Regions from separate parts of the Homo sapiens genome. Here region 2 is linked to region 1. The links are chromatin contacts, found by Hi-C in ENCODE. All regions are on one chromosome and are shown on one strand. The core of a region is the stretch at or near the end of the contact, and the rest is flanking DNA. Distances in the headings are between cores, read along the strand shown.

What was found. A loop is a pair of places that touch in the nucleus more often than their neighbours do. Pooled maps may share reads with other maps.
Region 2: a loop to region 1 is called in a pooled map, with 12 times the contacts of the local background. The contact joins the promoter of GRPEL2 here to the promoter of TCERG1 in region 1. A Hi-C loop is called at or near these places in 1 of 168 maps with a recorded cell type or tissue (naive thymus-derived CD4-positive, alpha-beta T cell), 2 of 37 single-sample maps with no recorded cell type and 11 of 50 pooled maps.

Annotation. Positions count from the first base shown.
Region 1 is chr5:146,444,512-146,450,216 of GRCh38, forward strand. TCERG1 (transcription elongation regulator 1) reads left to right here and starts at 2,822. Exons shown (of 23, transcript NM_001382548.1): 1 at 2,822-2,897. The coding sequence starts at 2,839. RefSeq lists an enhancer at 2,485-3,192 and a silencer at 3,111-3,190.
Region 2 is chr5:149,340,940-149,346,748 of GRCh38, forward strand. It overlaps GRPEL2 (GrpE like 2, mitochondrial), which reads left to right and starts at 4,560. Exons shown (of 4, transcript NM_152407.4): 1 at 4,560-4,677. The coding sequence starts at 4,601. It overlaps AFAP1L1 (actin filament associated protein 1 like 1), which reads left to right. Exons shown (of 19, transcript NM_152406.4): 19 at 1-2,698. RefSeq lists enhancers at 4,243-4,868, 4,869-5,492.

The DNA of each region.
Region 1 (5,705 bases), core at 1,572-4,071:
AGGCGTGAGCCACAGCGCCCGGCCTGTTTTCATCTTTTATATATGCTAGTGACTTATTTTCTATAAGCTTTCTATTTTGAATCTTTTTTTAGTAGGAATTAGTTTGTAATGAGCCATCTATACCAGTATTATTTTCAGAATATTGACCAGAACTTGGGGATACACACTGATGTTGAAAAAGGGATCTAACTCCCAACTTTTAGTCAAACTATAGTTTGTTCAAATGCCACACCTTTTTTTTTTTCTTTTTTAAGACAGTGTCTCACTCTGTATCCCACGCTGGAGTGCGGTGCTGCAATTACAGCTCACAGTAGCCTCGACTCAAGTGGGCTCAAGCGGCCCTCCCACCTCTGCCTGTCAAGTAGCTGGGACCACAGTCATGCACCACAATGCCTGGCTAATATTTTTGATTTTTTGTAGTGGTGAGGTCTCACCATTTTGCTCAGGCTGGTTTCAAACTCCTAAACTCAAGCAGTCCTCCCGCCTTGGCCTCCCAAAGTGCTGGGATTACAGGCCTGTGGCACCACACCCAGCCTCAAATGTCACATCTTTAACAAAATTTTCACCATGCTCTCCTCCAATTACTCATGCTCAGAACTGTGTGAAGCCTTTATCACAATTTATCATATTTAATTGATTTTGAATATTTAACTGGAATTCAGTGTAGAATGGTGTTTTTGAATTAAAATATAATTCACATACAATAAAATTCACCTTTTAAAGTATACGAGTTGGCTGTATGCAGTGGCTCACACCTGTAATCCCAGCACTTTGGGAGGCCAAGGTGGGCAGATCACTTCAGCTCAGGAGTTCAAGACCAGCCTGGCCAACATGGCAAAACCCCGTCTTTACCAAAAATATAAAAAATTAGCTGGATGTGGTGGCGGAGGCCTGTGGGAGCTACTTGGGAGGCTGAAGTGTGAGGATCGCTTGAGCCTGGGAGGCGGAGGTTGCAGTGAGCTGATATCATGCCACTGCACTCCAGCCTGGGTGACAGAGTGACACTCCCTCTCAAAATAAGTAAATAAATAAATAAATAGTATAGAATTCAATGGGTTTTAGTATATTCACAAAGTTGTGCAACCATCAGCGCCAATTCCAGAACATTTTTATCATCCAAAAAGACATTCCATATCCATCAGCAGTCACTTCCAATTCCTCATTCCCCTCTACCTCCTGGAAACCACTGTTCTACTTTCTGTCTGTATGTATTTGCCTGAAATGCAATGCAATTTCATCATATTTCATGTAAATGGAATCATACAACAGGCGGCCTTTTTGTATGTGGCTTTTTATGTCTGAACAATATTTCATTGTACAGTTATACCATGTTTCTTTTTTTTTTGAGACGGAGTCTCGCTCTGTTGCCCAGGCTGGAGTGCAGTGGCGCGATCTCTGCTCACTGCAAGCTCTGCCTCCGGGGTTCACGCCATTCTCCTGCCACAGCCTCCCGAGTAGCTGGGACTACAGGCGCCCGCCACCACGCCGGGCTATTTGTTTTTAGTAGAGACAGGGTTTCACCGTGTGAGCCAGGATGGTCTTGATCTCCTGACCTCGTGATCCGCCCGTCTAGGCCTCCCAAAGTGCTGGGATTACAGGTTTGGGCCACCGCGCCCGGCCTATACCATGCTTCTTAACCATGCATCAGCTGATGGTCATTGGGTTGTTACAATACTTTTTGGCTATTATGAATATTGCTGCTGTGAACATTTGTGCACATGTTTTTATGTGGATCCAATTATTTAGGCTTACAGTATTTAAGAGTGCTGCTTTGCTACTACGCTGACTGGGGTTAAGACCAGGCTCTGCTATTTAGTAGATGTGTGACCTTGGGCAAGTTACTTAACTTCTCTGTGCCTCAAGCTCATCTACAAACAGTGACTATGTTACCCACCTCCTAGCAATTTTTGAATCTTAAAAGAGTTAACGTACCTGACATACTTAGATCCGGGTTTGCTACATGGTTAGGTCCAAGTAAAATTTATCTATTAGTATTATTTTAATATTTTTACGACTTTAATAAAAGGGCTCATCTTCATTGTGCCTTTGAAACCCCAAATCCAAAACTTTTTTTTTTGTTAATTAGAAAAACTAAATAAATATTCAGAATTGTCTGGTATTCTGGGTGTGCTAATTTCAGACAAGCACATTTTGAGATCGAGGGAGACGTGGTTAAGCTGTAAATTGCAAAGAGGCTTGCCTTCGCCAATTTACCTTTCTTAATGCAGCAACTTATAACACCTATTGGCTTGCAACGGTTTAGTATAATTTGGGAGGTATTCTTGTAATTAATAATATATTATTTAATAACATGGATATAGAGCTGAGTGGTGACTTAAGACTCCTGCTACTGTAAAGCTAGGAAATAGCGGCTTTCCACAGCAACTGTGCAATCGGTTTAGGCGCGGCCCAGGTCGATTTTGATTGGCTTGCCCAGTGGAAATGCTCTCCGCCTGAGCTACTACTGGCCAATATGGCTCCACAATTGGCTCTCCTGGAAGCCGACAGACACGTGGCTACCGCAGGCTGAGCCGAACTTGGGAGGACTTAGTTCTGCTTACCGCGAGAGGGCGCCGGCGGTTCCTCACTGCTAAAATCTCATTTCCCATAAAGCCCCCGAGTCACCAATCAACTGGCTGTCTTCATACCGCTTTCAAAGTCGGCGGGCGCCTTGCCCAATAGCAAAGAACATATCGCCCCCATTTCGAAGATTGATGGAAAGTTTGACCAACCGCATCTCAGACTTCTGCTGTCTCCGCCTCTCTCGTTGGGGATTGACGATTTTTCTAGCCAATAGGAGACGTCGGGTCGGCGGGTGGATGAACGCGGCCCTCTGTAATGGCGGAGCGTGGCGGGGACGGGGGCGAGAGTGAACGATTCAACCCGGGGGAGCTCAGGTAAGGAACGCTGCCCTCCTTCACATCTCTGCTCACGAGAGCCCCAGAGGCTAGACGCTAGACCTGCCATGTGGAGATCCGGGGCGGACGGTGGGTAGCGGAGCCGGGCGGCCCGGGCCGGGACCGCATGGGGTTTAAGAAGGGGGAAGGGGAAGGTGGCTTGAATGAGAGCCGGGCCCGGGCTGGGCCAGGGCCTCCTGCGCGTTCCCTGGCTGCTTCCTAGTGCTTTCTTGGGGCCTCGCCGCCTCTCGCGGCCTGCAGCCCTCTGGCCGGGCGCGGTGCTCCCGCCTTTGGGCCCCGCCTCAGCCGCGTGTCGCCTCCGTCTCGGCCGACCTGAGTCTGTCCCCAGGCCGCGCTCCGCTGCGGGCCTGATTTTCCTCATCGACGTCTCTGCACTCCGCAGTTACTTTCCCTGTACCCCTCGCCACTTCTGGCTAAGCCTTCTCCACGCCCTCCGCGGCTCTTTGGGCTCCCCACGTTTGCCCTTTCATTTCATCCCCCTCATTGCTTGCCTTTCTTAACTTCTGTGGCTTTTCTTCCTTTTTTCATCCCTTTATTCCTTATTATCCTGTAGTTGTGAGTAACAACAACAGTAGCAACCCCTTATTAGGCACTTACCGTGTGCCAGTAAACCCTTTACTTAGGTTTGTCTCATTTAATCCTCACAACCACCCTTTGGAGTAGTTGCTATTAACATTTTGCAGGCCACAGACCAGAGGGGTCTTCAGTTGTTACTCGCCCATCTTACAGGTGAGATAACAGCCTCGTGGAGGTTGAGTCAGTAGAATAAGATTGCATAGGCGGATTTGTGGCTCCAGGAAGTGGCTTGAACTCAGGCAGTCAGGTTTCAGAGCCTGCAATCCCAATTGGCGTTCTATTCGTCTACTACTCATGCCATTTCCTTGAACAGTGCAGTGACCTTTTTTTCCCCTGGAACCTCAGTGTCTATGAGTTTGTAATTAAAATTTGGTAAAATGAGAGTGACCTGGAGAAATCTTTTGGTCAGTGGTTTTTGAGGAAAAGAGGTATTATGCTTTATGTGTATTTGGTACTTTGGTTTTTTTCTGTATGGGAGAAATGGCATTTCAGATGTTCAGCTCCCATTCTGAATTGTGCTGTTGTCAACGTTTGAAAATGAAAAAGAGCAGGGTAGATTATGAAGACTCTGTTGATACTGTCTTGAACTTAAGATGAAATTGTGTAAGGAAATGGGTATTGTTATTCAAGGTTTTAGAAGAGGAAAATGCCTTTCAGATTCTGTATGGTCGCACACACAAATCTCCACTTTGGCAGAAATGAAATTTTGTTTTATTTCAGAGATGAATCTGAAATCCTTTAAACTCCATATGTATACAGTATTAATGAGTGATCAAGGTGAATTGTCAGCATCTTTAAATATTAGCGATGCCAAGTTTATTCCTGATTTCGATCTTAAAGGGAGGTTACTTAGCTAGTTTCAGATGGATTTATTAGGGAACATTCTTTTGCATTTTAGAAAGTATCTTTCTAAAGCTTTAAAAAAATCCAAATGGCTTTATTAATAGTCTAGACACTGTTGCACAACTGATTTGAATAGAGCTTTAATTTGCAAATGAATTTGCCCTGTTGCAAATATTTTATACCGTAGCCTCTTGGATTGGAAGTTGCTTGCAGAGCATACTGTACAGATCTTTATTTTAGCATTTCTCATGAAATTAGGTGTGTATGTGGCCTCTTTGATGGCAGAAGTTGGGGCTTAATTTTTGCATTATATTTGTAACCTGAATGTACTTCATGGTGTGTCTGTCATAACCGCCTGGCAAATGAGATGTTCTGTAGTTATGTTGTAAATAAATGAAGATAGGAGATTTAAAGATACTTCACTTATTGGGCCGACATTTATTGTGTGCTACATGACAGTTGCTGACCTAGGTGCTGGTAATAGTGCCCTGAACCAGACCGAAAAAAGAGGTTTGTCCTGCAGGAGCTTCCAGCTTAAGTAAGAGCCATCTAAATTGTAAATGAAATCAACCACATCAAATGATTAAATCTGCCTGTAAGTGTGAAGTGACTTACACAAGGTCACTGGGTAGTTGGCAGGGTCTGGACTAAACCTCAGGTCTCCTCAATCATAGTTTATACAATTTGCCCCCATATATCGGTAGCATCTTTTTATTTCTTGCCCCTCCAGTTAAAGTATTGTCTTTAGCATTGGGGAGATTGCATATCTGGATAGAGAACTTCTATTGTAGAAAAATACCTTATGTTTGTATTTCCATGATGTTCTTGTGAAATATTTTTGTTCCTTCTATTCATGCAAGTAGGCTTTTGTTTTTCAGAAAGGTTGTAAGTGGTAGGAATGCAAATCACAATAGATGGAAAATTTATAGACGTTCCAAATACCATTAAAGTAACTTCCAGAGTCATTTGTATAGATCCTTTCCCTAGAGCCTTTGTTTACCTATCAATACTTAAGATACTTGCAATCTAAATTTCCTTATCTATAAAATGAGAATAAGAATATTCTGGTGTTATCACTGACTAGCTGCCTTAAGAAAATATTTTTCTGTGCTATCATTTCCTCTGTAAAAATGGTGTCAAACTTACCTTATTGGGCTGTAGTGAGGATTAAGAGTTAATACGGATAATGTCTGTATAACCATGCTGGTATATAGGAACTTTACTATCATTATTAAAACAATAATGTGTTTTAATGTGTTGCAACAGTATACTAAAGGGAACTATATACTAGTGGCTAAAGATAATACAGAAGTAAATGGGAGATTTCTTCATAGCATTTATCATAATCGAAAACTCAAATTAGGAATA
Region 2 (5,809 bases), core at 3,310-5,809, 2.9 Mb after region 1:
ATATTAAGTAAAACCAAGAGAAATTAAGAGGATGATGGCTTCTTTCTGTCACATGGGTGCTAAACCTTTTACAAACACTTGATACTTCTATAGAGGGACCAAGGACCTCAAGTCCTGGGCAGTCTCCTTACTGTGCTACTCACTACTGTCTCAACACTGTAGTGAGTCTGTCTTTAACACATTTCCTTCCAATAAAGATAAAACCACTTAACTCTTAAGTGCCAGTGCTTAGCTCAAGAGGAAAGAAGGAAAATCCCAGAATAACCGTGGCCACTTTGCTATAGGGGTTACATATTTTAACCCACCTAAGGTTTTACAGACTTTAGCCTCACTCAAACTTTATCACCCTCTGAGGTAGCTGGAGACCACAGCAGGAAAAATAACCTGACCAGTAATCACCCACTGATTAGTGGCAGAGCGTAGGACTTAGGGGTTATAAGCCCAGATCCAGATAGGGCTAGGTTTGAGCCATGCCTCTAATGACCAGCTGGGTGACCTTGGGAAAGTCACTTGATTGCTCTGATTCTTGTTTTCCTTATCTGTGAAATGGGACTAACAATTGTTACTTTTCTCCCAAGATTGTTGGGAAGATTTAATAAGATAATATATAGTAGGCATCTTGCATAGTGTCTGAGAAATAAGAAATGCTCAGTCAATAGTGGCTCTCATTAGCCAGGCATGGTGGTACTCGCCTGTAGTCCCAGCTACTCAGGAGGCTGAGGCAGGAGGACCGCTTGAGCCCAGGAGTTTGAGACTGTAGTGCACTATGATCACGCCTGTGAATTGCCACTGCACTCCAGCCTAAGCAAATAGCAAGACCCCATCTATTAAAAAAAAAAAGTGGCTATTATTAGCTATATCAGAAATGTCTGACTCACAAGCCTGTGTTCTTTCCACTGAAGAGGAAATTACTTTTCAGTGTTCTTTTTTAAAACGTGGATCCTGAAATGTCACCTAACTCTCCAACTATGTCTTCAGTGTCTGTCATACTCTTTCTTATGCAGTTATTTTGGGGTTAAGTGTCTTTTCTCACCAACAGATGAACTCTCAGAGGAGTGGCTGGGGGTAATTAATAATTAACATTTATCAAGCACTCACCATATGTCAGGCACTGTGTCAGCCATGGCCAGCTTCACAGGCATGCAACCTGTGCAGTCACACAGGGCCCCATGCTTAGAAGGGCCCTGTTCTTGGTTTAATGCTCTACTATTGCCTTCTTAATCATATTTGAACAAGGAGTTCTGCTTTTCCTTTTGCCCTTTAAATTAGATAGCCAGTCCTGGTGCTAACTAACCACTTTTCTAGGTATTATCCCTTTAGTTTTCACTGAAACCCTGAGATAAGTTATATTGCCCTAGTTTTCACAGTTCAGGAAATGGAAGCTCACAGAGGTCAGGTAACTTGTCCAAGCTCCCATAGTTCTTATATTTACATGCTGGTGGAGCCAGCATGTGAATATAAGAAGTCTGACCCTAGAGCCTTATTCTTAATTTTAAAGCTCTATGTCATCCATATATCTCCCTCCCCTTGTACTGCAACATTCAGAAGCACACTAGCACTTAATAAATAGACGAATGAATGCATGGATGCAAGCAGCAACCTGGTGAACGTTAGGCAGCTAGGAGAAATGTAAGCAAAATGGCTAAGGCACAGATGCCACTTGTTCTTGGTTGTTAAAATGCCTTGTTTAGGCCAGGTATGGTGGCTCATGCCTGTAATCCCAGCACTTTGGGAGGCCGAAGCGGGTGGATCACTTGAGGTCAGGAGTTCAAGACCAGCCTGGCCAACATGGCAAAACCCCATCTCTATCAAAAATACAAAAGTTAGCTGGGCACGGTGGCACATGCCGGTAGTCCCAGCTACTTGGGAGGCTGAGGGAGGAGAATCACTTGAACCCGGGAGGTGGAGGTTGCAGTGAGCCGAGATCGCACCACTGCACTCCAGCCTGGGCAATAGCAAGACTCCATCTCAAAAAAAAAAAAATGCCTTATTTGGTTGTGTTTTTTCAAAGTGTAAGCCACAGGTCTAAGCCCAACACTGCCAAGTGTTCAGTCTGTCAGAATTCTACTGTCACTGTTTCCTTATTGCGGGATCTTGCATAGGTTTACCAACCTTTCTGAGCCTCAATTTTCTCATATGTAAAAGAGAATCATAATACCTCCCTAAACCATATCACCCTTTTCATAAGGCCAAAAAGAAAATATAAGTTATTGGTCATGACACATTTGAGTTGGACCTCGGATTAGATAAAAAGATGAAAATACTCCAGCTCTGTCCTCATGGAACTCAGAGACAAGCAGGAAAGAAAATGTGACCCAAATAACTACAGTACAAATAACCCATGTTATGACAAGATTCAGAGTGCTCAAGGAACACTTCCCATTCCCTTAAAAAAAAAAATTAAGGGACTATCCAGTAACTAAGCTGGCAACTCCAAGTGCCCTGGACCCCAGTCACCAATCCATCCTCTCAGTCTGTCAGCTTTCCATCCTAAATCTCTAAAATTCATCCATATCTTCCTATCTTCACTGACACTATCCAACTTAATTAAGTCATTCAACAAATACTTGAGTACCTACTATACTAGATGTCAGAAATCAGTGGTGAACAAGACAGACACCTCATGAAGCTCACATTCTAGTTGGAGGAAAAAACCTTAACAAGGAAGCAAAAGAAATAAAATACTAAGAAACTAAAAGGGTGCTGGACACAGTTACTTTACAGTGGTTAGGAAGGTCTCTCTCTGTTCTTCCAGGACAGAATATAGCCCCATCTTGCCTGGGCTACTGCAACATATTGCCTTCCCTACCTCTTTTCTTACACCTTGCAATCTGCTTCACACAGCAGTCAAAGTGACTCTTTAAACATGAAAGCCTTTGTCACATGTTCCCTGTCAATCTAAAATAATTTAAAAGGTCAGAATCTAGTTTAAAGAGAGTTTATTCAAGCACAAAGGTTGAGGATGGCCTGCCCAGGAAGCACAGAATGGAAAAATATGTCTGTCTTAAAAAAGATGGAAGTCAGTGTTCCAAAGTGTGAAAGGTTGGGTTCAGTGAGGTTTAACAGAATTTCAACATCTTTCTATGCAAGGCTTAATGCACAGTTACAATGATCTGAGTAGTTAAGGTGGTCTTTTTCCTTCAAGAAAGGTACATTTAACATCACATCCTGCAGATGTAACTGTCATGGGGTCAGTTCAGTTCAGGGCACCATCTAGTCTGAGTTAGGTGCAGGACAATAAAGGAGGCTGTCTATTACAAACATCAGTAATTGAGAGGGAAGAAATCTGGTCTCTGCTCTTTCCTAGTCATTACAGAACAAGAACAATGAGGAAGAGAATTAAGCTATAATTCTAAGAAGCAGAACTACAAAACATGCTACATGGACTCAGACCACAGCCACATCTCTCTCAAAGCTTCAAGTATTTGGGAGGTTCCAACAGCTTTTAGGTTTTATTTATTTTCACATTCCATTGCAATCAGAATCAGACTAAATTGCATTCAGCAAAAAAGTTTTTTGAAGCCGGGGGCGGTGGCTCATGCCTGTAATCCCAGCACTTTGGAAGGCTGAGGAAGGCAGATCACCTGAGGTCAGGAGTTCAAGCCCAGCCTAACCAACATGGTGAAACCCTGTCTCTACTAAAAATACAAAAATTAGCCGGGTGTAGTGGGCGCCTGTAATCCCAGCTACTGAGGAGGCTGAGGCAGGAGAATCACTTGAACCTGGGAGGCAGAGGTTGCAGTGAGCCGAGATCGTGCCACTGCACTCCAGCCTGGGTGACAGAGTGAGACTCCATCTCAAAAAAAATAATTTTGAACACCTACATTAGGGCACTGCTCAATGGGAATGAATAGACAATATCTCTGCCTTAAAAGAGCTTATATTTTAGTGAGAGGAAATGAGAAAATACACACTATTTAAAAAAACAATTCAGTCGATAAGAAGGGCATTAGAGAAAAAGACTGGGAGGAGTGATGGGCAATGGTTCAGGCTGCGATGTTTTAAACCGCTCACGTGATCTAGCCCTTCCTAACCACCAGTCCTGTTGCCCTCCCGCCTCAGTATATTTCAGTCCCTTACATGCAATACTCTTCTCTCTTTATTAGGCTTCTGCAGATGTTTCCCTCTGCCTGAACCCTTTCTTCAGCTCAGCTCAAATACCCCCTTCCTCTGGGAAAACTTTCCACAAGGCTAGATTTCTATTCTAGGCTTCCGCGACACCTGCCCCTCACCTTCAAACACCGCTCATATTCTGACTTTACATCCCGCTTGTATCTGTTTATCGCTCATAATATCAAGTAAGCTCCATGCGGGCACAGCTATGATCTGCTTTCTTTGCTGCCGACCCTGCGCCCAGCACGGAGACTGTAGTTACTACTAGGACCTCGCCTACCCGCGGAACACACTGAGAGCCGGAAGTGTTGCCTTAGCTCCGGACGACCGGATGGGGAACGGCGCGGCCCATCGGGCAACCGGAAGCATAGCGTTCCTGTCCGGAAGTCCTGAGAGGGAAACGCCCGCAAAGGCTGGTTTTTAAGCGGGAGCATCTCTTCACTCGCAGCAAGTGCGCGTGCGCTGCCTCTCAGCCCAAATTGGAAACATGGCCGTACGGTCGCTGTGGGCGGGCCGGCTGCGGGTGCAGCGCCTACTGGCCTGGAGTGCCGCGTGGGAGAGCAAGTAAGCATTGCAGGCGGGGAGTCGGGAGCGTGAGGACTCTGAGGGGCTAGCGAGCCAGCCGGGGTGGTTGTGGGCTGGAAGGCGAGAGCTATCTGAGCGTAGGCCAGGGGACCAAGCTTCTCGGCCTCTACGACCGTGCACTCACGGCCCCATTTTACAGACGGGGAAACTGAGGCCATCAGCCGTGCCTCTTTCTTAGGCCGAGGAAGGTAAGGAGATCCGAGGTCATGCATGGCCTGGAAGGTGAGAAGTCTCTTAAGCCCCCAAGGGAGGGATGTACCACTCTCCCGGCCTCTTCTCCCAGCCTGTGGTACCTGTGGGTAAATTTGGGTTCTCTCCCCTCACTCCGTGTGACCTAAGGCCAGTCCTTTCTCCGTTATCCGGGCACTGTTGTACCTGTCAGTAAAAGGAGGCCGCTGAACTTGTTTCTCCAAACGGCCATTGCATCAGCCTTCGGAAGACAAGTTCCATCGGCAGCTTTTATTGGTCGCTTACGAGGCCGACTGCAGAATTATGGGTGGTTCTTTTTATTATTACCCATTTAGTAGTTAAGGAAAGTGAGGTTTAGAAAAGTTGAGTAACTTCCAAACTTAAATATTTGGGAAGTGGTGGAACCCGGGCTGGAAACCAGTCAGGGCGTTGGAATCGGCGCTCTTATTTAATGAGCGATGTTAATTAATTTTCTCAGAGACTGTTGCCCCTACACTGTTTCTTCCTGGGATAGAGAATAAAAATAGTTGAGTACGAGGTAGGGTTGGACCTCTGAATAGTAAAGTAAGCTACGGGAGAATCTGGTAAATGTGCTTAACTACATATGTCACCCTTTTTACCTTAACACACCTGACCCAACATCCTACCCTAGCACCTAAGTGAGAGGTTGCATTCAGGGTTTCGGGACTTGGTTTTGCTTACCGTTCTCAAGTCTTTTTGGCAGCTTGTTGGTGATGTAAGGAAATGACCAGAAGAAAAATGGTTCCTTCTGGTAAGCTGTCTCCCTACTCCAGTTCTGAAGCAGTAGGAATTGAGATTGGCCACAACTCCCCAACCCTATTTCTTGGTCTAAGCTTTGGCCATTTTCCCTTTGAACTGGCCCTGAGAATTTTTTTTTTTTTTTTTTTTTTTTTTTTTTTTT